Linked DNA regions of Mus musculus: region 2 is linked to region 1. Evidence: chromatin loops called from intact Hi-C (ENCODE). Cell type or tissue: heart. All regions are shown on one strand. Each heading gives the region's core, and the rest is flanking DNA. Links, peaks and the distances in the headings are about the cores only.

The links. A loop is a pair of places that touch in the nucleus more often than their neighbours do. Peaks named below come from ENCODE experiments on the same cell type or tissue, not always from the same donor. Only the 100,000 strongest peaks of a DNase experiment are listed, where the experiment ranks them.
Region 2: it touches region 1 in a loop (2.3-fold over the local background); 2 of 42 quality-filtered maps call a loop at or near these places.

The regions. Positions count from the first base shown.
Region 1 is chrX:157,484,701-157,500,445 of GRCm38, reverse strand. It overlaps Sms (spermine synthase), which reads left to right and starts at 8,159. Exons shown (of 11, transcript NM_009214.4): 1 at 8,159-8,541. The coding sequence starts at 8,493. In heart, for the core only: no CTCF peak of the experiment used is centred there; DNase peaks (open chromatin) are centred at 8,345, 8,655 and 9,025; H3K4me3 peaks cover 2,898 bases; H3K27ac peaks cover 2,073 bases; H3K27me3 peaks cover 515 bases.
Region 2 is chrX:157,537,884-157,553,628 of GRCm38, reverse strand. It overlaps Mbtps2 (membrane-bound transcription factor peptidase, site 2), which reads left to right. Exons shown (of 11, transcript NM_172307.3): 10 at 638-713; 11 at 2,479-5,807. The coding sequence ends at 2,701. It also overlaps the pseudogene Gm6568. Among named protein-coding and RNA genes, the nearest start is that of Yy2, 23 kb to the left of the region's middle. In heart, for the core only: no CTCF peak of the experiment used is centred there; no DNase peak of the experiment used is centred there.

The sequences.
Region 1 (15,745 bases), core at 5,048-13,047:
GGGCAACTCCTGAGAAAGGGTCCTTCGACCTCCCAGGTTGAGAAGCACTGCTCCACATTGTTATTCGAACATGCTCATATGGTTTCCATCCGCTGTGAGAGTGAATTAGTGACGTTATGTCCCTTTACCAAAACGGTTCCGTGTATAATTTCTAAACAAGAACATTTTCTTCTTTATATTTTTGGTTGTGAGCCTAGCCTTTAACAGCTGAGCCATCTCTCCAGCCCACATTTTCTTCTTTAATCAAAGTACAGCGATTAAAGCCCGGGACAGTGACACAAGCTGTTGTCTAATCCACATTCCTTGCCCCACTTTGCTCAGATGTCCTGATAAAAACTTTTATGGTTCTTTTGTTTTCTGGATCTAAGATGCAATTCTGAATCACGTGCTGCAATTCATCTGTGATCTCTTTTTAATTTCTTCATCTGGAATGGTTTGTTGGCCTGTCTTTTGCTTCTTCTTTTTTTTTTTTTTTTCGAGACAGGGTTTCTCTGTGTAGCCCTGGCTGTGCTGAAACTCACTTTGTAGACCAGGCTGGCCTCGAACTCAGAAATCTGCCTGCCTCTGCCTCACGAGTGCTGGGATTAAAGGTGTGCGCCACCACGCCCGGCTGTCTTTGTGCTTCTTGAACTTGACATTTTTTTTTGCAAGAGTATAGGCCATTCAATTTAGAGTTAAGTTGTACATTTAAACATTATTTTACATTTACTTCTTTTTTGCAGGCAAGTACCATAGTGTGTGCGCGGAGATGGAAGTACAGCTTACAGTCAGTTCTCTCTCTCTCTCTCTCTCTCTCTCTCTCTCTCTCTCTCTCGACCTTTTTGGGCTTCTGATCTGCTGGATCATCTCCATGGCCCAGGTTGTACATTTCTTGCCAAGAAGAGCACAGAAAGGAGGCTCGGTCCTTCTTAGTACATCACAGCAGAAAGTGTACAGTGTCTATTCATTAGACTGATGCTTTACCATAGCAGAGGGTTTTTCTGGATTTTTTTTCTCCATTCAGCAGGTATTTTGCATTGCAGGGACATTTTTTCCTAGCATAAGCATGACAACCTGAAGTTTCTAAATTATTATTGTAATTATTAAAGTTATTTTTTTTTGAGACTGGATCTCTCTGTGCTGCCCAGATTGGCCTCAATCCCAGACTCAGGGAATTTAACTGCCTTGGCCTCCCAAGTAGCTGGTACTAAAAGGCATGTGCCATCACATTTATATTCATTTTAATTTGTTACAAATAACTAAAGTGCATCAATTTAGATTTTGAAAAATATGTATTGTATGTTATATGTGTGAGTTCCTGCATGCATGTATGTGTACCATGTATGTATTTGTTACTCAAAAGAGACAGAAGAGGCTCCTAGAACTGGAACTACGTGTCACTGTAAGCTGCCATCTAGGTGCTGAGAACTGAACCAAGGTTCTCTACAAGAGCAGCAAATGTGCTTAACCACTGAGCCATTTCTCCAACCCCACTTAGATTTGTTTAAGGAAGCAAATTTAATTAATTAATTTATTTATTAGAAACAAGATCTGACTGGCCTGGAATTTGCTATGTAGACCAGGCTGCACTGGAACTCCTCCTGCCTCAGCCTACCCTACTGGAATTAAAGGATTTTGCCTGAGAAGCAAGTTTAAAATAATTCATATTTTTATTTGTAGAGGGCTAATGTCAACAGTTATCCTTTGAAATAAATGCTATTTTCAGATGAAAGTGAGGAAAGTATATATTTGTTTTAAAAGTTTGAAAACTTGAGTTTTTTTTAAACATATTAATATTAACATATCTGTAAAAGCATGGCACTTGTATGATTAACACATTAAGATCTCAGGCAACACACCATATATTTAGAAGAAACTTGGGGCTCAGAGGAGAGTGTATTGTCCTTTGTGGAATGAATCCTAGCAGTTCTGGCTGCATCAGGGTTTTAGACAGACCCTCAAGGGACTGACAGAGGCGGCTCATGCAACTGGTTGTGCCAAAAGGAAGAAGTTGAAAATGGAGCCAAGGAAGATTTTAAAATGAGGTTTGTGTCAACATGCATAAATTCCCTTGCTTTGAAGGAGCTGCAATGAGATCCAATAACAGGAAGAGGAATATTTATTGTAATATTAAACGAAGCATTCAGGGCTTGGTTGGTTTTTGTTGTTGTTGTTGTTGTTTTTTTTTTTCTTTTTTCCTGCCTTCATTTCTAAGTCTGAGCAGCAGCAACAGGGCAGACTAGAAATGCTACTAACTTTGTAGTGCACTAAGCTCAGGTTTATTCATTCCACTGCCTTTGCTGTTCTTGGTGATCATCCCATGGTACTGGCATCTCCAATACACTGGGGTTTTCCGCTGCAACTAGGCTTCTCCAAAACCCATTCATAGTCTCTCTTCATGGTGCCAAGCCTCAAATCCTTTTCATGACCCCTTCAGTCTTGGGCTGTCAACTGAAATTGAGGCTATACCTTCACCAATGGCCTTCCATAGACTGCCACAGTGCCAAGCCTCAGCTGCAGTTCATGACGCCTTCATGCCTTCAAAACCAGTACCACCTGGGTGACTCTTACACATTACCAAGTGCAGCTGAAGCACAAGGTACAACCTTGGCTATTTCTAGAACACAGCTTCTTTGTGCTCCCAGAAAACAATTCCCAGAAGATTTCACCTCAGTGATGCTGGCCTCTTCTTAATCACTGCTAATTTCTTAGCTTCAGCTAACCAGCATCAATTGTCGCAGTAGTCCCTTCTAGACTCTAAAGCCAGAGCCATGTGGCCAAAGCGGACGAGTTCTGTTGCTTGCTGGGTCTGGAACATTCCCCCCCACCCCCACCCCGTGTTCTATTGCATTATCACCAGTTTTCTGTTTTCCAACTCCTTCACTGCTCAAACTTGGTTCTCCTGGAACTTGTTCGGTAGATTGACCTTGAACTCAGAGATTGGCATGCCTGTTTCCTGGGATTAAAGGTGTGTACCACCATGCCTGGATTTTCTTCACCTAGAAATTGCTCTGTCCCAGGCTGGCCTTACAGATCTGATTGTCTTTGCCTCCTGAGATTAAAGGCTTATTTTTACCATGCCTGGACTTAAACTTAGCATATCATTAGTGAAGAATAGCCAGGAGGAGCAAAGCAAACCAGTGCTCAGTGCTTGTCTCCCACTGTCTGTGGGGTCACATTTATCCTCCTTCATCTCTGGTCCTTTCTCATGTTTGCTATGTCAAAACATCCTTTCAACTGTGACTGCTTCAGGAAAGCATTCTTTCCTGTGTCTGCTCCAGCAAAATATCCTTTCACCTGAGTGTGCCCCAGCGAACCATCATTTGACATAAATAACTTTCCAAAGAAAGTAGATGTCTCCATCTCACAGGACGCCTCCCACACATTTTTTTTTAATAATCAAATAGTAAATGTCTCATTGCATGAATATACCACATGTTTATGTATCTATGGGTGGACATTTTAATTGTTTCCACATTGGGGGCATTGTGAATAATCCTTCCATAAACATTCATTCTCATGAACACCTGGTTTCAACTGTTTGGTGTGTTTATACCCAGATTGGAGTATTTGAATCATATGATGATAATTATCTCATCATCCTACCCCTCCTTTTTAAAGTGCTGGGGATGGAGCCCAGGATTTCAAGCATGCTAAGCAAGCAATCTACCATTGAGCAACAGTGCTACGTGCTACGGCAACCTTTTTTTTTTTTTATAAAAAAAAAAAAAGGAGGATGGACACATCTTGTTATATCCTCACCAGTAAAGCAGAAGAGTTTCAGTTTCCCTGAACTCCCACACTCCTTACTTTGCATCTTTTCACATTTGTTTATTCTGGCTATCTGCGTGGATATGAACTGGAGTGACATCTATTGTGACATAACCTGCTTTAGGATTTGGCAGTGGGACTTTTGGCTTTCCATGGGACTCTTTGGGGTTTTGTCTATTTACTTTTAAATAATTTGAATGCAATGCCTAGGCCTCAGACCAATTCCATCAAGTGCTAGGCCTGGGGCCCAGGCAACAGCATGTGTTTCAAGTCCCAACGTGGTCCCAGTGTGCAGCTGAAATTGTGAATCAGCACATCAATGATCCAAACCCCTCTTTCAGTTACACAGTTTTTAATCAGTATTTTAAGTACTGTTGTGTTTAAATAGCTGGACGAGTCCCACATTCATCTGGGAAAAGTAAGGGAGTGTTCCAGATTTTTAACAGCCATTCTAAGCCTAATAGTGAATGCCAGATTTGAAGAGAGGAAGTGATTTCACCTCAGCTGCACATTGGAGGCAGGGATGTGTGTGTGCACAATGTCTCCAAGGGTCCTTTGCAAAATGGTAACCGGAATCCCAACAGTAAAATGGAAAGTTACTGCCCTTGGTATTTGGGGCAGCTTCTAACTCCTTACCTACCACTCTTCATGAAGGTTTAGGACAAGGACAGGATGGGGGAGTTTCCAGTGGCTCTTACTATAGCATTTGGATGTTTTCAGCTAATCACCTTAGTTCTTCTCTACTGTGACTATCACTACTATCAACATCACCACCATTACCACCACATTCTGCTTTTTAAAGGGGGGTACTTTTCTGCTTTTGACTTCCTTCTTCCTAGTAGTTTCTTTTGCTAAGTGTGCAGACTACAGCTCGTCCTCTGACTTTACAAAAACTCTGTTACTGATATCCAACACAGCCCATTTTGTAAGTGACTTTCGGGTAGAACTAAGTCTAATGTTAAATAGCATTTTCCTAAACTGGTACCCTATGGTTTTATTTTTTACTCTTAAGCTATGATGTCATCCTTTTACCTACCTTCTTACCGCCCTCCAGCAATACACTCTCAGGAATACCTCTGCAGTTCAACAAGCTGTTTTCATCTTGTTTCTGGGAGAACATACACCTTGGGGATACTGGGACATCTAAGCTAGAGAGTGAGAGAGATGCTGACGTAGGGGATTTGCATCAGGTGGCTTGGGAAACATTTCAGGCAATCAGGCTTGGATGCTACCAGGGCTATGTCTATGACTGAGTATCTTAGCAAACGTTTCTAGAGAGCCAGGATAAACCTAGGGTTGGTAGAAAAGCAGCAGGCATCACTATTAGCAAGACTGGGGAATGTCTGGTCCTATTTGTGGTTTGGACAATGTCCACATTTTGCCCATGTGGAGACATGACTATGGAGTAGCTTTGTTTGTGCCTTGTCCTGGCTAGTTGCTCACTGGTTTACTGGATTTCAGTGTCTAGGGAATTGTTTCTTATAGAATACGTTTGTTCATGAGCGTATGACTAGTGCCTGGAAGGTAAGTCCTAGTTTCCTTTTTACATTCCTCCATTTTGGTCGAGGGCAGCAGAGGGTAGCCTGGTGTACATGAATAATCCATATCACCCATATTTTTGCCATTGGAAACATTTGTTAACCGGGAAGTTGTCTCAAAATGTAGGCTCTGGTTAATGGGTTAGCTTGTCATTGCTGTGACGCAGTACTTGACATAAACAACTCAAAAAAAGGGCGACAAGTTTCTTTTGGCTCATGCTTTCCATCATGGGTAGCTGGCTCCATTGCTTTTTGGGCCATGGGGTGGATGAACATGATGGCATAAGGGTTTAGGATCCACCATGAAACAGAGAAAAACAGCAAGAGGAACAAGATTCCGACACACCCACAGTGACCCACTTCCTTCAGCTAGGTAGGCCTTCTAAAGTTTCTATTACCTTTGGTGACAAACAGTGTCACCAACTGAGGACCAGGCCTTTAATTTATGTGTGTGTGTGAGGGGGCATGCCATATTTGTCTTAGTTACTTTTCTATTGCTGTGCTAAGACACCAGGACTAAGGCAACACACAGTAGAAAGTATATTCTGGGCTTACAATTTCAGAGGGTGGGTCTATGACCATCATAGCAGGGAGAATGACAATAGGTAGACAGGCATGGAACTGGAGAAGTAGCTGAGAGCTCACACCTTGATACACAAGCATGAGGCTGAGAGATCAAGGTGGGCATTGCTTGGCCATTTGAAACCTTAAAATCTACTCCCTGTAAGACATCTCTAACAAGACCACAGCTCCTAGTCCTTCTGAAACAGTTCTGCCAACTGGGGACCAAATATTCAAACATATGAGCCTTTGGGGGCCATTCTCAAGCAAACCGCCTCAAAGGTCAAAACATAACTTAGGATTTTTTTTTTTTTGCATCTTTTGTTGCAAGATGAGAGGTAGAGATCATTGCTGGTGTAATAACTAGACAATTACACTTAATGGATCAACTATAATATAATTGCTAGGCACAACCTAAATGATTAATTTTGAAATGATCCTTGCAGATTGGGGCCTAGATTGCAAAAACTCAGGCAATGACAATATTTTCCAGAATCCAAATAGGTAGTCATAGCCCAGTTGGAGAGGTTTATAGAGGCCTTTGCTTTCTTTCACTGAAGAGACACCATGACCACAGCAAGTCTTATAAAGGAAAACATTTACTTGGGGCTGGCTTACAGTTTAGAGGTTTAGTCTCTAATCATCATGGCAGGAAACATGCTGGAGGAACCAAGAGTTCTACATCTTGATTCACAGGCACCAGAAGGAGACTGTGTGCCACACTTGGTATAGCTTGAGCAAAGGAGACCTCAAAGCTTGTCCCCCACGTTGACACACTTCCTCCAACAAGGCCACACCTCATAATAGTGTTGCTCCCGATGGCCATGTCTGCCTGCCTCTACCTCACAAGTGCTGAGATTAAAGATGTGTGCCACTAACGTCAGGCTCCTGTTTCTTATCTTTAATAGTCTTGCCAGGATTATGCAGATTAGTGAGAAGACCCTTGCAGTAAACTGCTAACATCATCCTGACAATACTGATCCTATATCGAGCATCCTCTTCTCTTCAGGGCTCTCTTTTGACATCACTTCATTAAAGTATCTCAAGGTTCTTCATTTTGCCCTTTGCAAGGTGAAGTACAAATTCTAGGGCGGATATGCTTCAGCTGGGAGCCCATGGTGGTCTGCAATGTTCTCCACAATCTACTGAGCAAGACCAGCTACATACTTATCAGCAAAACCTCAGATGCCTTCTGCTCTGAAATTTTCAAGAAATTCAAGAGGTTGACAGCAGATAGTGAAGCTAAGGGAAGGCAGGTGGCTTACCCCAATGCTGGCAGGGCATGAAGCACATGTCCTACGCGGGAAGCTTCACTACCCTTAAACACACAGGAGGACAGCTATGTTCTAGTGACTTGACTCCAGAAGAAAGGAAGAAAGAGGAGCTTGGGGCTGATACATTGGGGCTGATGGAGCGGAACACAAATTAGCTTACAAAACTGAGGACCTGGTCTCCAGAGAAGGAAATAAAAACAGATGGCTATGGATAGGAACAAAGTAGGAGCCCACTGAAAAGAGATGCAGTTGTTGAAGGACAAATATGACGTCAGTGTTAGGTTCTTGCAGGACAGGGAAGGACTACGCAAAACTAACCAACCAACCAACCAACCAACCAACAAACCAAACCAAACCAAACGACCATTCGAAATGGCCTAAGGGAAAGCTAAACTTAATGTTTTTGTGTTGTTGAGGAGGCACAGAGTTCACTAATCTGAAGTTTAACAACCATTACAGAAATTCCTGGTATCAGGAGAGGCACAGCAATCCATACAATGATGGAGTCAATTTGCCCTGGGATTTTGCTCGTGCAATAAAGGATCCCTTTATTCCCCAGGCACTTCAGTTCTCTTTTGTCCCATCTTGTTGAATGCTACTAACGGTCAAAAAAGAGGCCAAGGCTGTAGGTCCATTGACAAAAAATAGAGGTACCGAGGAGGGGGAAGTCCTGTGGAAGAGGCTCTCACATCTGCAACTTCTCAGTTAGGCTTTAGTCCTTGATTCTTTTCCAAATTTGCATGAAAATGTATGCTACTTGAATGCCCAGGAGCCTTCTATTCTGTTCTTAAATACTACCCCTTACCAATAGAAACATTGTTAATAATCCCAGCGGGGTTCACGTGCATTTAAAGAAAAAGTCAGGCTTGTACTTTAAGACTACAGGGGTGGTAGCATTTTATTTTCTTCAAATGGTCAGGAAGTAACTGGGGCTTTTGCTTGGGGAGGAGGGGTAGGCATATGGGGAAGTGTATAGGGAGGCCCCCCGGAAGTCGCGCTGAGCCGTTTAAAGCTGGGTGACCTCCTAACGGATGGCGAATGGCGGGAGAGCATGGCCAGAGCTTTAGCGCAGGGCGCGGCCATTGGTGACGCATGCCAGGGAGCCCGGCGCCCGCGATTCCACCATTAGCGAGGCCTCACACCCAGCGCTTCAAGTTCGGGGCTGGAGGCGTCCCTGCTTCCTCCTCTAAGAGGCGGGTCGGCCCCGCCCCCGCGCCCCGGGTCGCTTGCCCGCGGCCCCTCCCACCTCCTAACTCCTGGCCTCCCCCGGCGCAGCGCACTCCCCGCCGGCCCGCAGCCTGACACGCCGCGCGGTCCCTCAGTCTCCTGCGGTCGCCTCCCCAGGCATGGCACAGGGCCTCGCCACACTATGGCAGCAGCAAGACACAGCACGCTCGACTTCAAGCTCGGCGCCAAAGGTGAGGGCGCCGCTCGCCACCTGCACGGGCGCCGCAGCGGCGGCGGCGGCGGCGGCGGCGGCGGCGGCAGCGGCAGCGGTAGCGGTAGCGGCGGCGGGGCGACAGTTCCCTCCGCGCCTGCGGGGCTCGAGGCCACAGGACCAGGCTCCTCCGGGGCGCGCGCGGCAGGCTGAACAATGCGGACGGCCGCGCGGCGCCTGCGTCTGCCGGGCTGCTGCGCGGAGCACGCTGCGGGCCCTCGTGCACCGGCGGAGGCCGCGCCGCGCCCCCGCGGTCCCCCGCCGCGTTTGGTCCTCGGCTGAGCTGGAGGCTGGCGCACTGCGGGGCCTGGGAGAACCGCGTCCGTGTGTGCCAGCCGCACCGCCCGCCCGCCCTTCCGGGCCTGGAGCGTCGGTCCACGCGGGCTCGCCGCCCTCCACGCCCCGTTGTTGGGGGGGAATCCCTTTCAGCCCGTGGGGCGCGGCGGATCCCCGGGGGAGGCGGGTACCGGAGCGCCTTAGCTCGTTCGAGGCACGGCGGGCGAGGCAGGCCTGAGCGAGGGGTGTGTGCGGCGCGGGACCGCTGCCCACGCCACCTTTTCCTGTTCTGGCAGGCTGCTGAATTTCCCTCTTGGGTGTGTGTGTCGGGGGGTTCCCCTTAAGGGCAGCGAGGGTTGAAGGAGGACCAGGGCCACTCAGCGCTTGCAAGGTTTTTTTTAGTCATCTAAGGAGATGAAGGATCCTCTGAAAAGGGACCCGGCGGGCAGAGAAAGGAAACGATTATTATTATTATTGGGGGTGGGGAGGGATGAGATCTGGGCGCGGGAACTAGAGCCACCACCATCACCATCACCCCTAATCCTGGAGGCTCAGATATTTGAGCCTGGTCTCGGCAGAAATGGTTGGGAGAGTCTTTTTTGCGTGATGGAATTTTGAAGGGTAGGGATGGATGTACTGCTGGCTTCTTTTCTTTGAGAGAATCAAGCATGGGCGCAGTGGGCGGGAATGATTGGGCCTTTAAACGTGCGACTGCGGCAGACTTTCACTTACCAGATCATCCCGCACATAGTGTGGTGCCCCAGTCTTCCCTTTTCTCTGGTTTCTCTATTAATGGAACACGTGGATTCCACTCTGCTTTTTCTGTCGGGATTTTTTTTTTTAACACCGACTTAATTGCTTTTGAACTTCTGAGCTCACACTTTGTACTTTTTCTTCCAATCCTAAAAGATCTCGGAGCTCACAAGATCAATAAATGTAAAGACAAAAAATAAAATCGGGGGGATTTGGAGCAAAACCTGGATTTCAGTCTGCCTCTTCTAATTGATTCTCTTCTGTGGGTGGCCTTTTGGGTTTATCTCCTAACGTTTTGGAACCTCATCTTTTTTTTTTTTCCGGGGAGGAAGAAAAAAAAAGAGAGAGAAAGCAAGAAGCAAGGGACAGTGCACACTCAGGGCATTTACTGTGGTCGGGTGAACTAGAGGGTTGTTAGGTAAGCCAGTGTGCTTGGGTGGTCGGAATAGAGTTTAAAAAAAAGTAACACCGTTCACTTCCCACTTTGCTTAGGTGAGGATGGAAGCAAGGGAGACAGTTGGGAGAGAATAAGGTGGTACTTGGGTGGTGGAGCTGGAGGAGTGTGTTAGGATCACAAAGGTTCTACTGTTATCTTGGCAGCTTACAGGGCTGATTGGTTAATGGGAGTTCTAGCACCGTGAGTTTAGTGGGGGAGGAATGTGAAGCAACTGTTGTGGCCTCCCAGCTGGGAAGGTGTGAATTTTATCTCTAGCATCCCATTTCCAGTAGGCTGGAGGGACAGTGAGCTCAGCATGGGGTCAGAGAAATTCTAGCCCTTCCACTGAAGAGTAAACCTTCAGCTTAGTTTAAACACTGAGAATAAAGGGTGAGCACACACTTAAAGCTCGAAGGAAGGCTCTTGAGAGAGGGCAAGTGGATCTTTTCTTGAGTCTGAGGCCAGCTTGGTGTGCAGCCAGGGCTGCATAAAGAAACCCTGTTTAGACCCTCCCCTCCTCCAAAAGAGACAAGCATTAGCTGTTAATGTTTTAACTCACACTTTGCTCCTAATTAAAAATAAGAAAATTAAAGCCAGTCATATTGGCAGACCTTTAATCTCAGCACCCAGAGGCAGAGACTGAATTGGATTTTATATCTAAATCTAGTACAACCCGGTTGGATCCTTAATACAACAAAGAAACAAGAAACCTTTGAGTTGGACCCAAGGTGGCACATTCATGTAATCCCAATACCCTGGAGGCAGAGGGTGGAGAGTTCAAGGCCAACCTGGACTATAGACTGAGATCCTATCTCAAGGATTGCACTAATGATACAAAGAAAAACTTTGTGCCTTAGCTGGGCAGTGGTGGTGCAAGCCTTTAATCCCAGCACATGAGAGGCAGGTGGATTTCTGAGTTCAAGGCCAGCCTGGTCTACAGAATGAGTTCCAGGACAGCCAGGGCTATACAGAGAAACCCTGTCTCGATCCCCCGCCCCCACCCACTCAAAGAAAACTTTGATGATACAGTGGACAACCTTTTAGGAAAAAAAAAGCCACTGTGTTCAGGTGTTGTGTATAAGTCAATGTATGTAAGATCTGGAGTTCTTAAAGTGTTCTGTCATTAAATGAAGACTAAGGCATGTCCTTATTATCCACATCCATATTTTAAAAATGGGGTGCTTTGACTACATCACAAGGATTTTTAAATTCCCTTCCTTTCCAAAAAAGGGGTGCTTGGTTAAAAAAAACAAAACAAAAACAAAACAAAACAAAACAAAAAAAACCCTCCATGTGTGAGGTCTCTAAAAACATTTAATTGTTGATAGTGAGTCAAAAGGCATTCCTCTTGGCATGGAAGTATTGGATGTGACTCAAGGGTGAGTCAAATGGCTGCGGAGCTTGAATGCATGTTCTCCTCCTCCTGTTTGTTGGTAATCCTTCCTAATGGAGCAGTTCCATGCTGTGATTTTAGTGGAATTAAACTGGAACTCCTTAGCCATGTTATTGTTTCAGTTCCGTCTAACCTAGTTACCAAGGCAAACTACCTGCAACCTAACCACTTAGAGAGTACTTAATCCGTCTGCCTGATGAAGGAACTCAGAAAATTGTTTTTTGCTAAAACAAATCTCATCTTTGGTCATCTTATAAGTGAAGTGTTGAATTCTGAGGAGTGTTGATCTCAGGAAACATGAGATTCCTTTTTTCTTTTTCCAGCTCAAACCCAACAAGGATAAATTAGTCCTGAGTATCTTGGGGACTGGTAGAGGACATACTCTTGTTCTGGTCCCAGCCCCTAATCAAGGCTCTGGGTATGTAGAGGGTAGGATGTGATATTTTCTCCTGGCTTGTTGGAGTAGAAGTATAAAAAATTTGATTTCATTGGTTATAACAGGTAGGAGTGAGTAGTCGACATAAGTGGGAGAACGTGCTGATTTTCAGTGAAAAAAAATATAGGTGTATTTTTACCCATTCAAATTGAAAGGCCCTTTGGGTTGGATTTACTGGCCCCTGAGTGAATGAATCCCTAGATGCTAATAGAGTGTGGCTTCGCCCACACCTTTATTTTACTTGGAGTGCCCCTACCAGGTCCAGGTTCTGCTTTAAAGTACACATTTGAAGCATGCTTGTGCGCCTTTGGCAGGCCTAGTCCACATTTTAAGTATCAATAAATTAGGCCCATTGAGATTTCCAGATTTGGGGAGGGAAGAGGAGCTTGTGCAGTGGAGCCTTGAACCCAAGATATTCTTGCAAACTGAATGATGGGACGACTCATGCCTCCCCTATCGTCTTTGAGATTGACAACCTTTATGTGAGATTACCTATTTGATTGCAAGGCCTTTGCTGCTGTCCTAATTGCCAAATCCCTTACTTTTTAAGGTAGTGATTGCCTATTGGGGTATTTTTTCCATGCCCCACAGTGTGAGGGAAATGTGGTGGTTTCTGGAGAAATGGGCTTGGAGACTTCAGCTTACCTAGCATACACAAGTCTTGTGTTGATTCCTCCCACCGTGCCTGCAATCCCAGCACTTACTAGGTGGAGCAAGAAGATTAGACTTTAATAGCCATCTTCTACTACATAGTGAGTTCAGCCTTGCATTCCTGAGACCCTGTCTCTAAATAAAACAAGACTGTAGCTATGCTATAGCTACTCTAATAAACACGTTAAAGATACCTAAAAAGGCCTACTAGAGCCCACAAATTTCAGTAGTGCCCACACCGGTAATTGCCCTAAATTCTGGCTAAAGGCATTTCAATTATTAGTATGATAAGCAAAACTCCTCAGGTCCTTCCTGGAAACATCTATTTTGCATGCAAATTGTTACGGAAGGCTCCACCTTCCCCCAAGGTGCTGGTTGTTTAGTGCTTGGCGATTACTTCCTGTTGAGCCTATGTAAATTTGTGGCTCTCCTAATTTGCCTGGGTGAACTACTTTCTGGTGGAGCCGTGCCTTCTTTGTGTGACTCCAGTAGCTAAAATAAATTGTCAAGCTTTAGCCATTCCTGATTATATTTAGCCATTTTCTGATTCACCAGCACCTCATCCTTTACATTTCTCCTCCACAAAGGATTTCTGCCTTTTTGGCTTTAACCTTAGAGCCTTGAGGGACTGATGACTGGGCAAGAAAGCTTTGGTTCTACCCTACGATGAACTTTCTTAAATGGTGTTTCTTAAATTTCCATCATAAACATCTTCCTTTGGGTTAATTCAGATGCTTGATTCCAGCACGCGGGACAGAATCTCTGGGGTTCAAGGCCAGCCTGGTCTACAGAGCTAGGTTTAGAATAGTCAGAAATGTTACTCAGAGACTGAGAAACACTGTCTTTGAAAAACAAAACAAATTAACAACAACAACAACAACAAGAATAAGAATAAGAGTTTTTACTGCTTTTTCAGAGGTTCAGAGTCCAGCAGCTTACAATTGCCTATGAGTGCAACTCTAGGGAATCCGACTCCCTCTTCTGGCCAGTGTTTGTAAAGGCACAGGATGATGATGTTGACGGCCACAGCAATAATATAAAAGAACCCAACACTAAACAGAAGGCAGTCCCTCCAACTGTATCAGAATTCTTTGACACACTTTATCCCAAGAACCTCCTCTGCCCTGTCCTTGACTCTTTCTGTGAGAGCACCTGCTCAGGGCACTCAAAATTCACTGCTCATCTGTTTTCAGGCTTCTATTTCTTGGCCACAGTCTCACCATTTGTCTCCATTGGCAGAAAGGCTGGATCATTTGATTCCTTTTCTCATTTACAAAACATCCTTGGGTCCTCAGTACCTTGTGGATGAATATAAACTCAGTTATCAGCCCAGAAGATCAATTCCTATCCAGTTCTTGCTTTTACTGAAATCCCTGCATCCAGCCTTTCACTTTGCTTTGGTGCTCCGGGTGTCTCAGAACTAAACAGCTTTGGAGGAAGACATTGATTCTACTTTGCTAGGTTTTCTACCATAAGTGAATTGTGTTTGAAATGATTCGTAGACTGCTTGGAAGAGGGCCATGATTAGAATCTGCCTTTCTTTGACTTGTCTGATTTGCTTTGTTGCAACTTTTTTGTTGTTATTTAAATCAACTTCTCTTTCCTCTGGATTTGTAGAATATTCTTCTGTAGCATTGATCATTCTCAAGATGGTGGTGCATGCCTTTGATCCCAGCAGAGGCAGGCAGATCTCTGAGTTCGAGGCCAGCCTGGTCTACAGAGTGAGTTCCAGGACAGCCAGGGCTACACAGAGAAACCCTGTCTCGAAAAACAAAACAACAACAACAAAAAATGACTTCAGCCATAATAACCCTGTTGCTGGGAATTTATTTTGTGGGCTTACAATTAAAATTTTGATCAAAGTGTATTGTATGAAACATTTTTAAAAAGGCAAAATGCTTCTACATGATCTCAATTTCTTTCTTTTTAAAAAAAGATTTTATTTATTTTATATATGTGAGTACACTGTTGCTGTCTTCAGACACACCAGAAGAGGGCATCAGATCCCATTACAGATGGTTGAGAGCCACCATGTGGTTGCTGGGAATTGAACTCAGGGCCTCAGGAAGAGCAGTCAGTGAGTGCTCTTAACTGCTGAACCATTTCTCTAGCCCTGATCTCCATTTAAGCTGATGGAGGTAGCACATGGTAAAGTCAATTTGTACTTTATATCAAGACACCTCTATTAGCTTTCATTGGATGCTTTTCTCTTGTTTTAAATGCTTTGGGAGGTACACTTGCTGCTGAAAACGTAGAACCAAGGCACTGACAACCCCTTCCTCCCCTCTCAATAGAGGAAAGGTACTTTTTCAAGTCAACTAAAGCCCCGTATGAGCCACTGAAAAGGAGTTTCCAGTCGAAGAACTGGTAGGCAATTTGTCTTGTTTGTTTTGAGAAAATAGAGTCAGTTTGGATTTTGCATTGGCGGAATTACCAGTTTGGAATCTTCTCATCTCCTCTGCATACAATTAAAATCTGTATTTGAATTGGCAGCTCCTTAGGAGTTGAGGCTAAGGCCCTGAGGCCTTTGGTAACTTTGATCTTGGTACTTTTGTTTTTGGATTTGCTGTCTTAAAGAATAGTGATGCCCATCTTTAATTTAATCGCAACCCCCTAACCTATCTACACTAAACTAATCCTTGTAGCTAAGGATTCATTTATTAAACTACTGGACATTTGCAAGAGTGTGGTACCTGTGATCTGCAGACATGGGAGATACTGAGGTAGGGGGATCCCAAGTTCATGCCAAGTAAGGCATCATTAAAAGATATTGCCTGTGGTTGTATGTTTAAAAATTGTCCAGTATGGCTATGAGTGACTTGACTTTTTGGAGTCAGTAATTATTCTGGGTGTTTAATCTACCATTTCACTACAATTGTAACCCAAAACTGCTGGTGAGCCCTGCAGCTCTACCCACCATTTCATGGTAGTTCAATTACAAGCTTGCTTCTTTTGAAAAGTGAAGAAAAGTCAACTTTGAGTCTGCAAACCAAGGATGTAAATCATGCACAACTGCTCTTTTAAACCCTTAACAACTAGGCATTTCCATACTCACTCAGGAAGAAATTCTGCTACCCTATGGTGTGATGGGCCTGGATTTCATTAAAACAATAGTGTCATGTGTCGTCTTGGAGAAGTCATTGAGGACAAGGCTATACTAGTAATCAAGCCCCAAACCCAAATGAGGCAATAGCTTTTCTAGATTCACTGAGAATCTTAGCTGTGTAGTTTAACAAATG
Region 2 (15,745 bases), core at 2,795-10,794, 55 kb before region 1:
CATGATACGATTTGTAGTGTATGTTTGATAATAACTGCTTTCTCTTCTTCCCTCACTCCCTCTTTCTTTTATGTTTTCTTGTTTTGTTTGTTTTTGTTTTTGTTTTGAGACTTCAATGCTGGTCGTGGTGGCACATGCCTTTAATCCCAGCACTTGGGAGGCAGAGGCAAGCAGATTTCTGAGACCAGGCCAGCCTGGTCTACAGAGTGAGTTCCAGGACATCCAGGGCTACAGAGAGAAACCCTGTCTCAAAAAAGAAAAAAACAAACAAACAAACAAAAAGAGACTTCATAGAATATAGCCCTGGCTGGCCTAGAACTTGCTATATAGATCAGGCTAGACTCACAAAGATACGTCTGCCTCTGCTTCCTAAGTAATAGAATTAAAGGCCTGGTTCTGATTTTATACATACATATGTGTGTGTGTATGTATATATGTAAATGTGTTTGTGTATGTATGTGTTATATATATATATACACACACAGAGAGAGAGAGAGAGAGAGAGAGAGCACATGCTTAGGAAAGTTTTGCTTGGCCATTTTAATAGACTAGTGCAATTTTTGAATGTATGGTAAATTTGTAATGTTGCTTATTATGCTATGAATAATATTTATTATTCCCTGTTTTTCATTTTTAGTGAGCATTACAAGTTTCATCCCACGTTTCAACTTTCTAAGCATAGATCTGCCAGTGATTGTGGAGACATTTGTCAAGTATCCTTTCTGGTTTAAAAGTATGTTGGTTGTAGCTTTATCCTTTTTACCCCAAATAGATCATTATAAAGCTTTATCATTTAATTGCTTACAACTGAAAGATACCTTAAAGATGAAAGGTCAGGTTTTACATATGAGGGGAAAATCAGTGAAGAAAACTCCATCAGCTACGGACAAAGGTTACAGAAAGGAGGATCTTGTGGGAAAAGCAGCTGGCATCACAGTGGCCTGGCTGCTGGAAGGGTCTGAAGCACACAGAGAGGATGGGCTCTTTTCACAGAAGCTTCCTTGCCACCAAAACTGTCTCCACTGCTCCGCTAGCTCAGAAGTTCAGGGGCAGTCTTCTGCCAATGCACCTAAGGTATATCTGTGCACCGTGTACATACAGTGCCACAGAGGCCAGAAGAGGGTGACAGAAACAAGTTGCATATGAGTGTGAGCTATCATATGGGTACTTGAATCAAACCCAGGTCCTCTGTAAGAGCAACCAGTGCTCGGCTGAGCCATCTCTCCAGCCCCACAAAAGCATATATAGTTTTACAGGAAATATGATGTATAAACAAATATGATGTACAAACAAATCCTTTTTAAAAAGGATGCAAGGCTGGAGAGATGGCTCAGTGGTTAAGAGCACTGACTGCTCTATGGAAGGTCCTGAGTTCAATTCCCAGCAACCACATGGTGGCTCACAACCATCTATAATGAGATCTGACGCCCTCTTCTGGTGTGTCTGAAGACAGCTACAGTGTACTTACATTTTAAAAAAGGAGCAGGACAATGACAAAGTGTCTACAACAAGGTAACTTCAGCTTCCTATTCTTTCCATCCTTATCTTGCCAGGCTATCTTCTACATGCATTTGGTACTCATTGAAACAGGCACACATATTTACCAATAAAATAAAAATAAATATAGTTGAAGTAAATTGGGGCTGCAGTGTTGGTGCGTGCTTAAGATCTTGAAAACAGGATTGTCACCATCCTGTCCCACAAGACCCAGTCTCAGAATTTAACATAATCCTAATTTGGGGCCTGGCATTGTTGTTCAGTAGTAGACCAATGCCTAGCATGTACAAACCCCTAAGGTTGGGGGCACTTTTTTCCTTTCTTTCTTAGTCCTTCTGCATTCCTTCTCTTTGTTGTATCATTAAAGGATTACAAACGCATAAGCTTAGGAATCCATTGTAGATTTGTTAGTCTGTCTTTCTGTAATTTGCTTTTCTATTGAAAGTTTTAAATAATAGAGGTAGAAGAATGTTTTGGGGTTTGTTTTTATGTGCTTTTTTACTTTTTTGTTGTTGTTTTGGTTTTTTGGTAGTGGGTAGGTTTTTTTTTGGTTTTGGTTTTTGGTGGTGGTTGTGGTGGGGGTTTTTCTGGGAGGGGAGGGTGTGTTTTGTTTTTGGAGAGAGTTTTTCTGTGTAGCCCTGGCTGTCCTGGAACTTGATCTGCAGACCAGGCTGGCCTCTAACTGCCTCTGCCTCCTAAGTGCTGTGATTAAAGGCTATCACTGCCCAGCTTTAAGTGGCTATTTATTTATTTATTTATTTATTTATTGGTTTGCTTAGGGGTTTTGTTGTTGTTGTTCTTTGTTTTGTATTGTTGTTTGGGTTTTGGGCTTTTTTTATTGGGGGGGGGTGTTTGTTATAAGAAAGAATGTTAGAGACTTAAAGTAGAGAGACCTACAGTAATGTCACCTCCCAGTGACTTCTCAGAAGATGATTTCCACTTGTAATCTCATAGCTAGCTCCTTAACTGATCGTTACCCAGGTACCTGATTTCTCTTTCTGGAGCTCTGGCTATTGTTAATGCAGTGCCCTGCTTTGCCTTGGATGGTCAATGGATTTTAAACTCTTTCCTGGATGCTACCCTTACTTCAGTAATTGGAGACAATGATGTCAAAGATCTGATTGGATTTTTCATCTTGCTTGGTGGCAGTGTACTTTTGGCTGCCAATGTGACACTGGGACTCTGGATGGTTACAGCACGGTAATGTTTGCTCTCATCCAACAGAATTAAGAAGTAAAGCTACATGGCAATATCTGTTGCCATTGAAATTCTTACTAGTTATGAAATGTAAAGTGTTTCCTTAAAACACCTTGGCCAACCTCTTTGAGCTCCTAATATCTAGAGAACCCAAAAACTCTGTAGTAGAGGGAGTAGAAGAAATGAAAAGCATAATTCCTGACTATATCCTACTTTAAAGATTGAATGTGCAAACTCTGAATGTTTGTTGAATAATTTGTAAACAAGTGAAAATTCATTCATGTAATACCATTTTGTGTGACCATATAGCATTTTGGAATAGTAAAAGGAAAAGCAGAATCTTGTAGGAAAACGTGTGTGTGTGTGTGTGTGTGTGTGTGTGTGTGTGTGAGAGAGAGAGAGAGAGAGAGAGAGAGAGAATGCGTGTGTATGTGGTATGTGTCTGCGTGTTCTACTAGTGTTTGAAAGCAGGGCCTTACTTATGCTACTTAGGCTAAGCTTGCCTGTCCCAGGTAAAAGTTACTGAAAAGTGCCATTAAGGTGATGTGCTGGTGCACACCTATAATCCCAGCACCTGCCTCTATGTGTTTGGAGGGCTAGGCATAAGGATCGTGAATTCAAGGCCATCATCTTTAGCTACATAGTAGGTTCCAGACCAGCACTGGCCACATAGCAAGACCCTTTCGTGCATGCATACATGCACAGGCGCGCACACACACCCACCCACCCACCCACACACACACACACACACACACACACACACGCACATACACAAAATCATTAATGATTGGAAGGAAGCTAGACCTTGGTTGAATGGAAAGTAGAGCAAGTGCTCTTGGTTTTATAACTCTTGTCTTTATCTTATTTGAAAAGTATTTTAAAGTTTAATGGTGTATTATTCTGTACTCTGGTTACAATTCTATGAAAGTATCTGCTAACATGAAAGCAAAAACTCTGTACAAGTGCTATCAAGTAAATGAGCAATGTTGAAAGCAGATAAGGCTTGTGATGTGATAAGACAGTTTGTCGCACAAGTATTACATTTTTCATAGTGTAAGTTACACTCAACATTTTTAAGCCTTGTTATATATAGAGTATGCTGCAGGAAGGGTCTCTCACGGCAGCATGTGAGCTCAGGCAGTTAGAGGTGAACTTGAGAACTAAGCTGAGTCCTCTAACAGATCACAACAGAACTTCAGCAAACCTACTTAACCACTTCCTAGAGCTTTGCAGCTTAGAACTCTTCCAGAGTAGACTTTTTCCTTTGTGCTGCAAGAACATTCAACCTTGAGCCATACTCTGTCGTCACCAGCACCTAGTATGTTTCTCTCTGTTGGCGGGATTAAACACCTCCTCTTTGTTTTCCATCTCCCCCTAAGCTACCTCTGTGAGTACATAAAAGACTTGGTAGTCTAGTGAGAATGGCTGCACAAATGAAAATTTCCCAGAATCTAGAAAGAGACTTTTGAGCTGTAAAGAATCACAATTGGTCTTGTAGGGTAGCAGTTCAAGCCTGGGAAATTGAGAAAGTCAGCTGGCTGATGTGACACTGTTAGTCTTAAGAATATATATGCACATACTGTTTCTGTCATGAAAAATACATATTTCATGAAACACACACATTAGAGGTAACAAAAGGCAATGATCCATCCATTCATTCATTAATAGCCAGATATATACCTCCCTCCTGAAGTAAGGTACTCCATAAGGTGACCTTTTTCAGAACATTAGTTCTCTTAAGCGCCTAAAACTTTTAAATCAATTTTTAGAAATTTTTTAGACTTTATTACAAATTTGCCTTCATTCTTTAATAGGAACCATACACTGAATATCATTTTGAGATTTTATTAATGATGGGCCATTATTACTAATAATACTAAAGTCATACAAATTACTAACTTTTATTGCAGAAAATATGGCATTGTTGTCTTCTAAGATCACTCAGGACCAAAATGTATCTGCATATTAAAAAGGCACAGACCTTTTCAGGTAAAGCTTAGAGAATGCCGTGAAATACTCACATTAACTTCATCGCATGCATGAAGCAGTTTACTAATGAAAATGTATGTGTGTAAATCATTGTTTTCAATACTGAGGAAAACAATTTTTGGTATGGTACTTAGCCCAGGACCTCACACATGCGAGCAAGTATTCTACCACTAAACTATTATCCATAGACCATGAAACTATTTTAATAAGAGGAAATTCTATTCATTAACTTCATTTTCTGAGTGAAGGCAACAATACAAAACCTTATTTCTTATTAGCTGCTGAACACCTCTGCCAGCTAATCTTTAGGGTCGGGTTTGGGTGCTTCTCTCCTGGAGTCCAGATTTGTATGCAAATGGCCTCATTACTAAAGAAAGGAGATGTTACTTATTGTCTCTTCCGCTTCCCTGTGGGCTCCTGGCTTCCCTGTGTAGTGCATGCGCTATCAGAATTGCTTAATGTGCTTGAATGAATGATGGTGATTAGTGTTATTTATGGCTAGAAAAGCATGCTTCTATTTAAGCTGTAAAAAGGATTGTCGAATAGTTACTGTAAATATATGTTGACATAGTAAAGCTTGGAATGTCTTATGTCCCTGGTGTATTATCATCTTTATGGAAAAATTCATTTTGGTTTCTGTAGAGCATTTAGAAAAATGAGTTATATTGGAAAAATGAATTATGTTGGTGATTTGAAGAAGTATCTTTTTGTGTTGTCTCTTTGTTCAGCAGTGAAATTTTATTCTCAGTGTTCCTATTCTGCATTGTTTACATTCTTAAGGTTTTTATTTTAATCATCCATAAGTGTGAGACATGTACATATTATTTTTAGCATCTCAGTTTGAAGAGACATACAGTTAAACTTGACTTTGATAAATACTTCTAGGTCATTGTCTGTGCGAACAGCAGATTGTAAGCATACGCTTCCTAGTGATGTAGCTTTCTGTCATTGTGTCCTTGGTATTTATTGAACATCCACATACTGGTGGCACACAGATTTGTTCCAATAACTCCTTTAATTGAGCTGTAATTCATTTTAAGGCTTTAATTTGATTTTATAATTGTCAGAATGTGATGTTTAGCAATAAAAGAACAAATGTAATAAACCAGCATTTTACGTTTATCATCTTCTGTATCATATTTTTTACATTTGACCTTAGACAAAAGCTATTGTCTTGTCAGTGTCCTTTTTTTTCTGTAGAAATGTCCCACTTACATAGAATAAGATCTTGACTCTAAACATGATCTTCAATTTCCATATTGGTATATGACAGTTGTATATGACAGTTGTCTCAGAAAAAAATCTGTTAAGTGAGGTGCCTTTGTTTATAATTTTGGAAATGTTAGCTTTAAGGAAAGAGGACTGCCACATTTCCTTAGTGGTGTGTGCGTGTGTCATACTGTCTGGTGTTAATATTATTTTATTAATATATTTACATCATAGTATTACAAATGTATGTATGTGGAAGGAGGGTACATGTGAGTGTAGCGGCCAGAGGAAGACATTGGATTTCCCTCTGTATGGCTCTTCACCTTATTCCCTGAAGACAAGGTCTCTTACTCAGTCTGGAGCTGAGCTTAGGAGCCAGGGTCTAAGGTCAGATTCTTGTGCTTCCATAGAAACCGCTCTAACCTACAAAGTCCTTGTTAGCATTTATCTAAGCTTTGCCCCAGTTACCTGGCAACAGCCAAGTGTGCCTGACTCACTACAAAAGAGGCTGCTCAGTCCCCTCCCCTCTCACCTTGTTCTCTTGCCTTCCAGCTTTTCCTCTGTCCTCTCCTCCCTTCCCCCTCTCTCCCTATCCCCTCCCCCCTCTCTCCTCGTGCTCTTTGCTGGTCTGTACTCCTCCCCCTCCACCTTTCTCTGTCTCTACTACCCTCTCAACTCCCCTCCCCATGCCCTGGTGTCTTGAAGTCTTACCAGAGTTTTATGTATACACACTGTTAAGTTTATGAACTGAATTTTTATGTTAGGTAGATTTTCAAAATGGCATCTTTAATTTATATTTTTGATTAGAAAAAAAAAATCAACATTTTAAAATGTGTTAACCTGTCAGTGTATTTTGTTTAAACACATCTTTTCTCGTTTTCATTTTTTAAGTATATATAAATACACACACACACATTCAATTAAGTATTGGGGCTCATATATGTGCAGATATGTATGCACATGTGTACTCATGAATATGATGGACTGAGATTGATGTCAGAAGTCAATCTTGATGGTCCTCTATGTTATTAATTGAGGCAAGGTTTTCCAGTTGAGCTTAGAGGGTCAAAGTGAAATAGTGAAACAGGAAGGGTTAAAAGGAGGGGAGCCTGAGAGGGCAAAGTAGAGAAGGGAACATGGGAAAGGTAGAAAACATAAAGGCATTTTGAAGAAGTCATATGGGAATCTAGACACTTCCTAAAATATATACATACATATCTATAGAAACAGTTGCAGTCAGTTATGCTATAATGGGACAGAGTGCCCCTACTAGACACCGTAGGCTAACAAATAAAAAGTTCAATGCCATAAACGGGATTACCACTTTTGGAGTGGTTTGCCAGTGAGGTCCCATAGGCACCTCTCCCAAAATTACAGGCTATTGCCAACACTTGATTGCACCCCAGAACTTGAAAATAAGACCCTGTTACTGAAGATACTGAATACTTGAATCATGGTACATGAAAAAATAAAGCTGGTATGTACCTGGAAGTTTCATTCCCCACAGACTGGGATTTCATAGTGCTATATGCTGCCACCATAGGAGGAAAAAGTAAGTATCCACCTTACCTAGCTGTGAACCCTGTTTACAAGGAATCGGTTTCCCAGACACATAAAGTTGCACATGTGACTCCACAACAGTTGTGACAACATAGAGATGACCTACACAGTCTCAAGCCAGGCAAAATCCCAGCATGGAAAGGGGAGGTAGGCACAAAGTCCCATCCCTCAGCTAAGGACTTATTGGCAGTTGCTATCAGTTTAGAGAAGAGAGTCAGTTTTCCTTAAGGATGTGGCCCTGGTAGGCCATCTACACTCCAGTAGAAGGCCACATCCTATTACTGAAGATACTGAATACTTAAATCATGAAACATGAGAAACAAAGGTGGGACCCAGTGTATATGGGCAGCACAAGTTGTACTCTCTATATTTGAAAGAGAAGACACAAAATTGGGTGGTTAGAAAATAGGGGTGGGTTAGAAGGGAAGGAAGAGGGTCAATATGATCAGACTGCATTGTATGAAATGTGCAGAGAACTAATAAATATGAAAAAAGTGTGTCATCCATAAAATGTATAAAGTTAGTTTTCTGGAGAGAATAAATATTAGTAATGTCTTACCTCTCATTTGGAGAAAGTATTTCTTATTTGCATAGATGGCAACTGTTTTTTTTTTTTGATCCAGTAATATAATAAAATGATTATATATATGTTTTGACTGAATACTTATCTTTATTTTCTATAAGAATAGTGTTCCTGGGCTAGAGAGATGACTCAGCGGGTAAGAGCACTCACTGCTCTTCTGAAGGTCCTGAGTTCAAATCCCAGCAACCACATGGTGGCTCATAACCATTCGTAATAAGATCTAACGCCTTCTTTTTTTTTTTTTTTTTTTTTTTTTTGGTTTTTCGAGACAGGGTTTCTCTGTATAGCCCTGGCTGTCCTGGAACTCATTCTGTAGACCAGGCTGGCCTCTGCCTGCCTCTGCCTCTGAGTGATGGGATTAAAGGCGTGTGCTGCCACACCCAGCTCAAGGGCTGGGGTTTTAACTTGGGTTCTCATGCTTGTCAGCAAGTGCTTTGGAGAATAATACATAATTCCTATTGAATTGAATTATAGTTCATATTGGATTGGCATACAATTTTAATTTGGAATGGTTTGTAATTCTAAATATTAAGGTATAAAAAAGAGGACAGTAAAATGACATATTTTGAGTCCAAATGTTAGATTAGCTCTGTCATCCACGAGCATTCAAAACTTGAAGACTTTCTAGTTCCTTCTCAATAACACAGCCTCACTTCCACCTCTAGGAAATATCAGCAGTTCACAGACAAATCGGGCTCCAGAGACTGGAGAGGAATAAGTCTAGATAAAGAACACGTCAGGAGAACACAGAATCAGTAGGAGAACATTCAGGGAACTAGGGTGTGATTAGTGCATGTGTGTCTGTGTGTGAGAGAGAGAGAAGAGAGAAAAGAGAGAGAGAGAGAGAGAGAGAGATCCACTGAACTACATACAGCCCTAGCATTGGACGGTTTCTTAAATGTGTGTGTGTGTGTGTGTACGGGTACATGCATATATATGGAAGAGGTAGTTGCATTGAACTTCTAGCACTCTTTTTTTTAAAGTATTTATCTATTTTATGTATATGAGTGCACTGTAGCTGTACAGATGGTTATAAGCCTTCATGTGGTTGTTGGAAATTGAATTTTTAGGACCTCTGCTCGCTCCAGTCAACCCCGCTCGCTCTGGTTGGCCCCACTTCGCTCAGTCCCTGCTCCCTCTGGCCCAAAGCTTTATTTATTATTACACATAAGTACACTGTAGCTGTCTTCAAATACAGCAGAAGAGGGCGTCAGATCTCATTCCGGGTGGTTGTGAGCCACCATGTGGTTGCTGAGAATTGAATGCAGGACCTTCGGAAGATCAGTCAGTGCTCTTACCCACTGAGCCATCTCTCCAGCCCCAACTTCTAGCACTCTTGTAATATTAGATTGGAGTTTTTGTTTGGTTGTGTTTTAGTTTGGTTTGGTTCTGTTTCACTTGGAGACTATCTCTTACGTAGCCCAGCTTGTCTAGACTTAAGGTAGTCCTTCTGCCTCAGCCCCCCAGCTGCTGGGATTACAGGTATGTGCCATCAACAACCATTCCCATTTACAGTTACTTTTTAAGCTGTGAAATAGTCTTGCAAAATATGAATCAGCACATGGAAAAAACAGTCTTTCCCCCTCTTTTCTAAGTATATGCTTTCTGTGGCAAAAAATGTAAAATTGCAACTAGTCTTTCTCTTTCCCTGCAATCCTGCAGGTAGGACTAGCCATGTAACCCATCTTGGCAAATGAGCTTTTTTTCTCCGTAGAGACTTCTAAAAGACATTTCTGTCTTGATTTAAGTAAAACCTTTTCTGGGCAGGGCTGGGGAGATGGCTGAGCAGGTAAAGTGCTTGCAGTGCAAGCATGAAAACTGGAGCTTGCGTCTCCAGCATACAAGAATAGCTGGGGGTATGCGGTACAATTCACCAGTAGTCCCTGCACTCTTACAGATGATAGGAAGAAGATACAGGGCAATCCCTGCAATCTTTGACCAGATAGTCTGGTGTATGTAGTAACTAACAACTGTTTCTAACAAGGTGGAAGCTGAGAGCTATCATACAGTGTTGTCATCTAACCTCTACATTTGTACTGGGTCACATGTGTGTCTGTGCTCACACACATGAATGGATGTGTGCATGCATACACACTCAGGAAGGAGGGGGGAGGGAGGGAGGGAGAGGTAACAGAGAGGTGTCCAGGGAGTTGTGCAAAAGCAAACACTGTATCAATTGAGCCATGCCCAGCTCCTTTTCCTGGGAGGCATATTGCATCATTCAGGCAATAGACAAAAGCAATTGTTTAAGATGGCAATATGCAGAAATACAAAGAACCTGGGTGGCTGATAACACTGTTTAGACTAAGACTATGGACTCCTAGTCTTTTCATGTTGGACAACCAAACCTCGTGTTGAATGTGCTGCTATTTCAGTCCTAATTGAATAACTAGAATGAAAGAGGAAGAATTTCACACTACCTTCTTACTGCTTTCCCTCAGATATGTTTTTAAGCATAAGCGTATAAGAAAATCCTGTAGTGAAAGGAATATGCTAAGTTAGATGTCGCTCACCTTGCTGGGTTTCCCTTTAAGTCTCAAGTGTGGCAGAGTCAAAGAATTGTTGTCATGGTAGGAGGAAAGACATGGTCCAAGAGTGAAACTATAGAGTCTACAGAAATGGTTAAGTAACCCCACTTGTACTTGCAGAGGACCCACATCCAACTCCCATCACCCACATGGAGTCTCAAAACCATCTCTAACTCCAGTTCCAGAGAATCTGGCACACTCTCCTGTCCTCCATGGGCACCAATCATGCACATGGTAAGCATATACACATGTAAGCAAAACTGTCATACACATGAATCGTTCAAAAGGGGAAAATAGACAGATTAAGAATTATGTTGGGAGCAGGGTATGATAGCACATGCCTTCAATCCTATCCCTCACGAGGCAGAGGCAAGTGGATCTCTGTAAGTTTGAGCTAACCTGGTCTATACTGAGTTCTAGGCCAGCCAGAGTTACATAATGAGATCCTTTCTTTAAAAAAAAGTAAAATTTTTTGTCAAAACTTATTGATAAAATTATTAGAAATAGTTTCCCCAAAATATATGTTGAAAACCAGAATCCATTACCCATCCCCCAAACCAACCATAAATAGCTAAAGTTTTACACTAATTCTCACTGTTTTCCTGTGTTAAGAGCCATAAAGAAATGATCTGGAGCTGGTTGATGGTGGTGCACACCTTTAATCCCAGCACTTGGGAGGCAGAGGCAGGCGGATTTCTGAGTTTGAGGCCAGTTCCAGGACAGCCAGGGGCTACACAGAGAAACCCTGTCTCCAAAAAAAAAAAAAAAAAAAAGATCTAGGACTGTCGAGATGGCTCAGAGGGTAAGAGCACTGACTGCTCTTCTGAAGGTCCAAATCCCATCCCAGCAACCACATGATGGCTCACAACCACCACCACAACCATGAGATCTGATACCGTCTTCTGGTGTGTCTGAAGACCGCTACAGTGTACTTACATATAATAAGTAAATCTTTGGTCTGAAGCAAGTGGGGCTGGAGTGAGCAGAGGTTCTAAGTTCAATTCCCAGCAACCACATGAAGGTTCACAACCATCTGCACAGCTACAGTGTACTCGTATACATAAAGTAAATAAATCTTTAAAAGCAAAAGAAAAGAAAGAAATGATCTGCCCTATCTGGTTCGGTTGTGCAGCAAACACTTCTGAGCCATTTCTATAACATCCCCTGCCCCTTTTGAGATTTTCTAAACACAAGGCCAGTGGGATGGTTCAGTGGATGAAAGTCCTTGACAGCTCTTACAAACTCAATTCTGAAGAATGGATGGGTCACCCAATATCTTTGGATCTTCAATCAGAAAATTCTTTTTTTTTTCCTACTAGCTGAATGTATTGTAATTTGTTTTAAAAAACAAGAAGTTCAATATATGGAATACCTATAACAAACAGCTTAACATAAGTGAAATCATGCATTTACCAAAATAGTTCACAGAAAACTTTTTTCATCAGACATAGTAAGGAAGAATAAACTAGGTGGGCTTAGTGGAAACAGGAAAAGATTCAACTGTTGTCCTGAACAATCAGTGTATGTAGTAACCATATTTCCTCTTTGTTGAGTGACAGTCCTGCAGTGCTTGCTAGATCCATGAAATCTATTTACAGTCTATTTTCAATCTATTTTCAGTCTATCTATTTTTGACTGTGTGTCGATTGGTGGTATCAAAGCCACTAAAAGAAAACATTTTTTCCATGTCTTCAAACATATCATCAAACAATCCGCCTCCAAAAGAAAACTCCTGGAAGTGATGCCTTTGTCTACTGGAACCATCCTGGCGTGTGTGGAAGTGGTTTTCAAAATGCTTCTTAGACCGAGTGTTTTGGTTCTGACCAAAAAAATTAAAGTCTTTAAATAAGTCATCAAAATTGAAGTTAAATGACTGTTCAAAAGGACTTCCATTGCCTCTTTGTCCTTTGCCATTAGTAAAAGCACTGTGTCCAATTGTGTCATACGCTTTCCAACTACTGGCATCCGAGAGCGTTTCATATGCTTCTGCAATCTCTCGGAATTTTGCTTCAGCATCAGGACTTTTATTTTTGTCAGGGTGGTACTTCATGGCTAATTTGTGTAAGGCCTTTTTGATTTGTCGCTCTGAGGCAGACTTTGGCACACCTAAGAAATCAAAGTAGCTTTTGGAGGCCAGGATTAATTCTGTTATCATTAAAATGCAGATTGCAAAGACGAAAACTGACTGTGGAGTAGCCATTTCTAATAACCTGTGCGCCCCGACGCAGCTTCTCCACACCGCGGCGGCCCGGCTCTAGCTCCGGCTCCGGCTCCGGCTCCGGCTCCGGCTGCAGTTGCGGTTGCCTGACCCCGGCCGCACAGGCTCCGACCCCACCTCCGAACGCCGAGTAGCCTCCTCCCAGCTCAGCCTGTTCCCTACTGGCCCAATCAGAAAATTCTTGTGTCACATTTTGAAACTAGCTAAATTACTGTGTTAATGATTTCCTCTTAATACCGCATTTTGTTATGAGAGCATCATCCTTAATTTTTATGCTAGGCATGAAAGGGATTGTATTAGTCAGGATTCTCTAGTGTCACAAAACTTATTGATAGTCTCTATATAGTCAGGCAATTTGGCATGATGACTTACCATCTGTAGTCCAACTCTCCAACAATGGGCAGCTGTGAATAGGAAGTCCAAGAATCTAGTAGTTGCTCAGTCCCACAAGGCTAGTTGTTTCAGCTGGTCTTCTGTAGAAGTCAGTTCCAACAGATGTGCTGGCAAGTGAGTACAAGCAGTCAAAGAGCGAATCTTCCTTCTTCCAATGTCCCTATGTAAGCCTCCAGCAGAAGGTGTGGCCCAGATTGAAGGTGTGTACCACCATGCCAGGATCTTGGATTTGTTTTGTCCCAGGCTGACCTTGAACTCAGCGATCTTACCTTAGTCTCCTGGGATTAAAGGCATGTACTACCTTGTCTGAGCCTAAACTTTTCATAACCACTATGCCTCAAGATCTCCATGCAAAGATCCAGCTCAGAAACTTGTATCCCCCAGCCTCAAGATCTGAATTGCAGATGAACCCTCCAATTCTGGATTGTAGTTCATTCCAGATAGAGTCAAGTTGACAACCAGGAATAGCTATTACAGTCCCCACTTGGAGGAACTGTTTTGGAAGGGTTAGAAGATGTGGCTTTTTGGGAGGAGTGTGTCACTGAGGGTGGGTTTGAGATTTCAAATGCCCATGACATTCCCAGTTAGCTCTCTCTGCCTCCAACTTGCAGATCAGATGTAAACTCTCAGCTAGTGCTTCCAGAATCATGCCTTCCTGCTTGCTTCCTTACTTCCTGCCATTATGGTCATGGACTTGCCCTCTAAAACTGTAAGCAAGACCCCATTTAAGTGCTTTTGTTTTATGTCACCTTGGTGTCTCTTCACAGCAGTAGAAAAGTAAAACAAAACATGTTGTCAGCCATTTGTTACACACTGTGCCGGGATGTGAACACCAGTCCTCAGGATTTTGCAGCAAGAACCTCTGAGCCATTCCTCTAACATCCCCGGCCCCTTGTGCAGTATTTTAATAATAAGACCAGGGAGGTGGCCCAGTGGATAAAGGTGCGTGTGGTTAACCCTGACGACCTGTCAGATCCCTTGGACTTGGAGTTCCTGGTGGCTATAAGGTGCCAGACAGTGGTGCCGGGGACCAAACTCTAGTCCTCTGCAAGAGCAAGTACTCTTAACTGCTGAGCCATTTCTATGATGCAAGCCTGATATACTATTTGTTCTATATAAGAAATCCCTTCTTTTGCCGGGCGTGGTGGTACACACCTTTAATCCCAGCACTTGGGAGGCAGAGGCAGGCAGATTTCTGAGTTCGAGGCCAGCCTGGTCTATAAAGTTAGTTCCAGGACAGCCAGGGCTACACAGAGAAACCCTGTCTCGAAAACCAAAAAAAAAAAAAAAAGAAAAAAAAAGAAAAAAGAAATCCCGTCTTTTGATGTTATTATTTTTATTATTTTTTAATGCAGAGATGGAACTCAGATAAAGCTTCCTTTTCTGCTGCCCCTTCTCAGAAATTATGTTGTATCTACTGTTTTAAGGTGAACTTTAACTTTACTAAAATTGGCAAAAAATCCTTCTCCAAAACCCAAGCTGTAGATGGGAATTCAGTATAAATTATATAACTAAAGGAGAGTCTCTTTATAAACTTGGATTTCAACAGCTAAGGAGATGGCTCTGTGGGTAAAGTGCTTGCTGCACTATAGGGAATGAATGAATGAATTCCTGAGTAAATGTGTGTGTTGACAGGAACTGGCCATGTCAGAGCCCCCAGAGCTTCAGATCTATGAAGGAATGATAGTTTTCCTCTGGTCTAAGTAGGAATGTTGATAGTGTGAACCAAAAATGTATATCATAGCTTTCTCTCCATGAATATTTACAACCTGAATACTGCTCCCTTACAGAGACTGCTCCTGCCTAGATTACCTTGTTTATCTGTATGTAATAACTCAGGCCTCCTTGTCCAAGTGTATATAATAACCCTCCTTTCTGTCGAGCTGTATATACTGAATATGCTGAAGTTCTGGGGTGCTTCAGTTCCTTAAGGCAAGAGCTCAGACTACCTGATCTTACTTTTATGACTGTATGTCTGTGTAGCTCTCCCATTTTCTTAAGTCCCTGGCTCCCATCCTAGTCAGTTCCAAGTCCCTGAACATAACAGTGTACAAACTCTAGGACCTGAGTTTGGATCCTCACCACCCCCACAAAAACAAGGCATGATGGTAGCAAGTGTCTGTAACCCTAGAACTGCAGTTGTAGAAGAGATAGAGACAAGCAGATCCCCAGAGTTCACTGGCCAGCCAGATCAGGATGCTCCAAGCTCAGTGAGAGACCCTGTCTTGAAAAATAAGGTGGTGAGCCACCAAACACCTGATGTCAATGTTTGGCCACTCCACCTAAGTACATGGACCCACATGTACACACACGCATACATACACTACACATACACACAACTTATACCTCAGTGTTTTCCTATTCATAGAGTAGACATATCACTTATTTGTAAAAATAATATGAAAGCACTTCATGGAAAGAAATAAAGTCACCAACGAGACATAAGAATGTTGGTAAAGAACACCAAGATAGCCCAGAGTGGTGGCACACACCTTCAGTCCCAGAGCTCAGGAGGCAAAGTCAGGTGAATCTCTTGAGTTCAAGGCCAGCCTGATCTACAGAGTAGTTCTA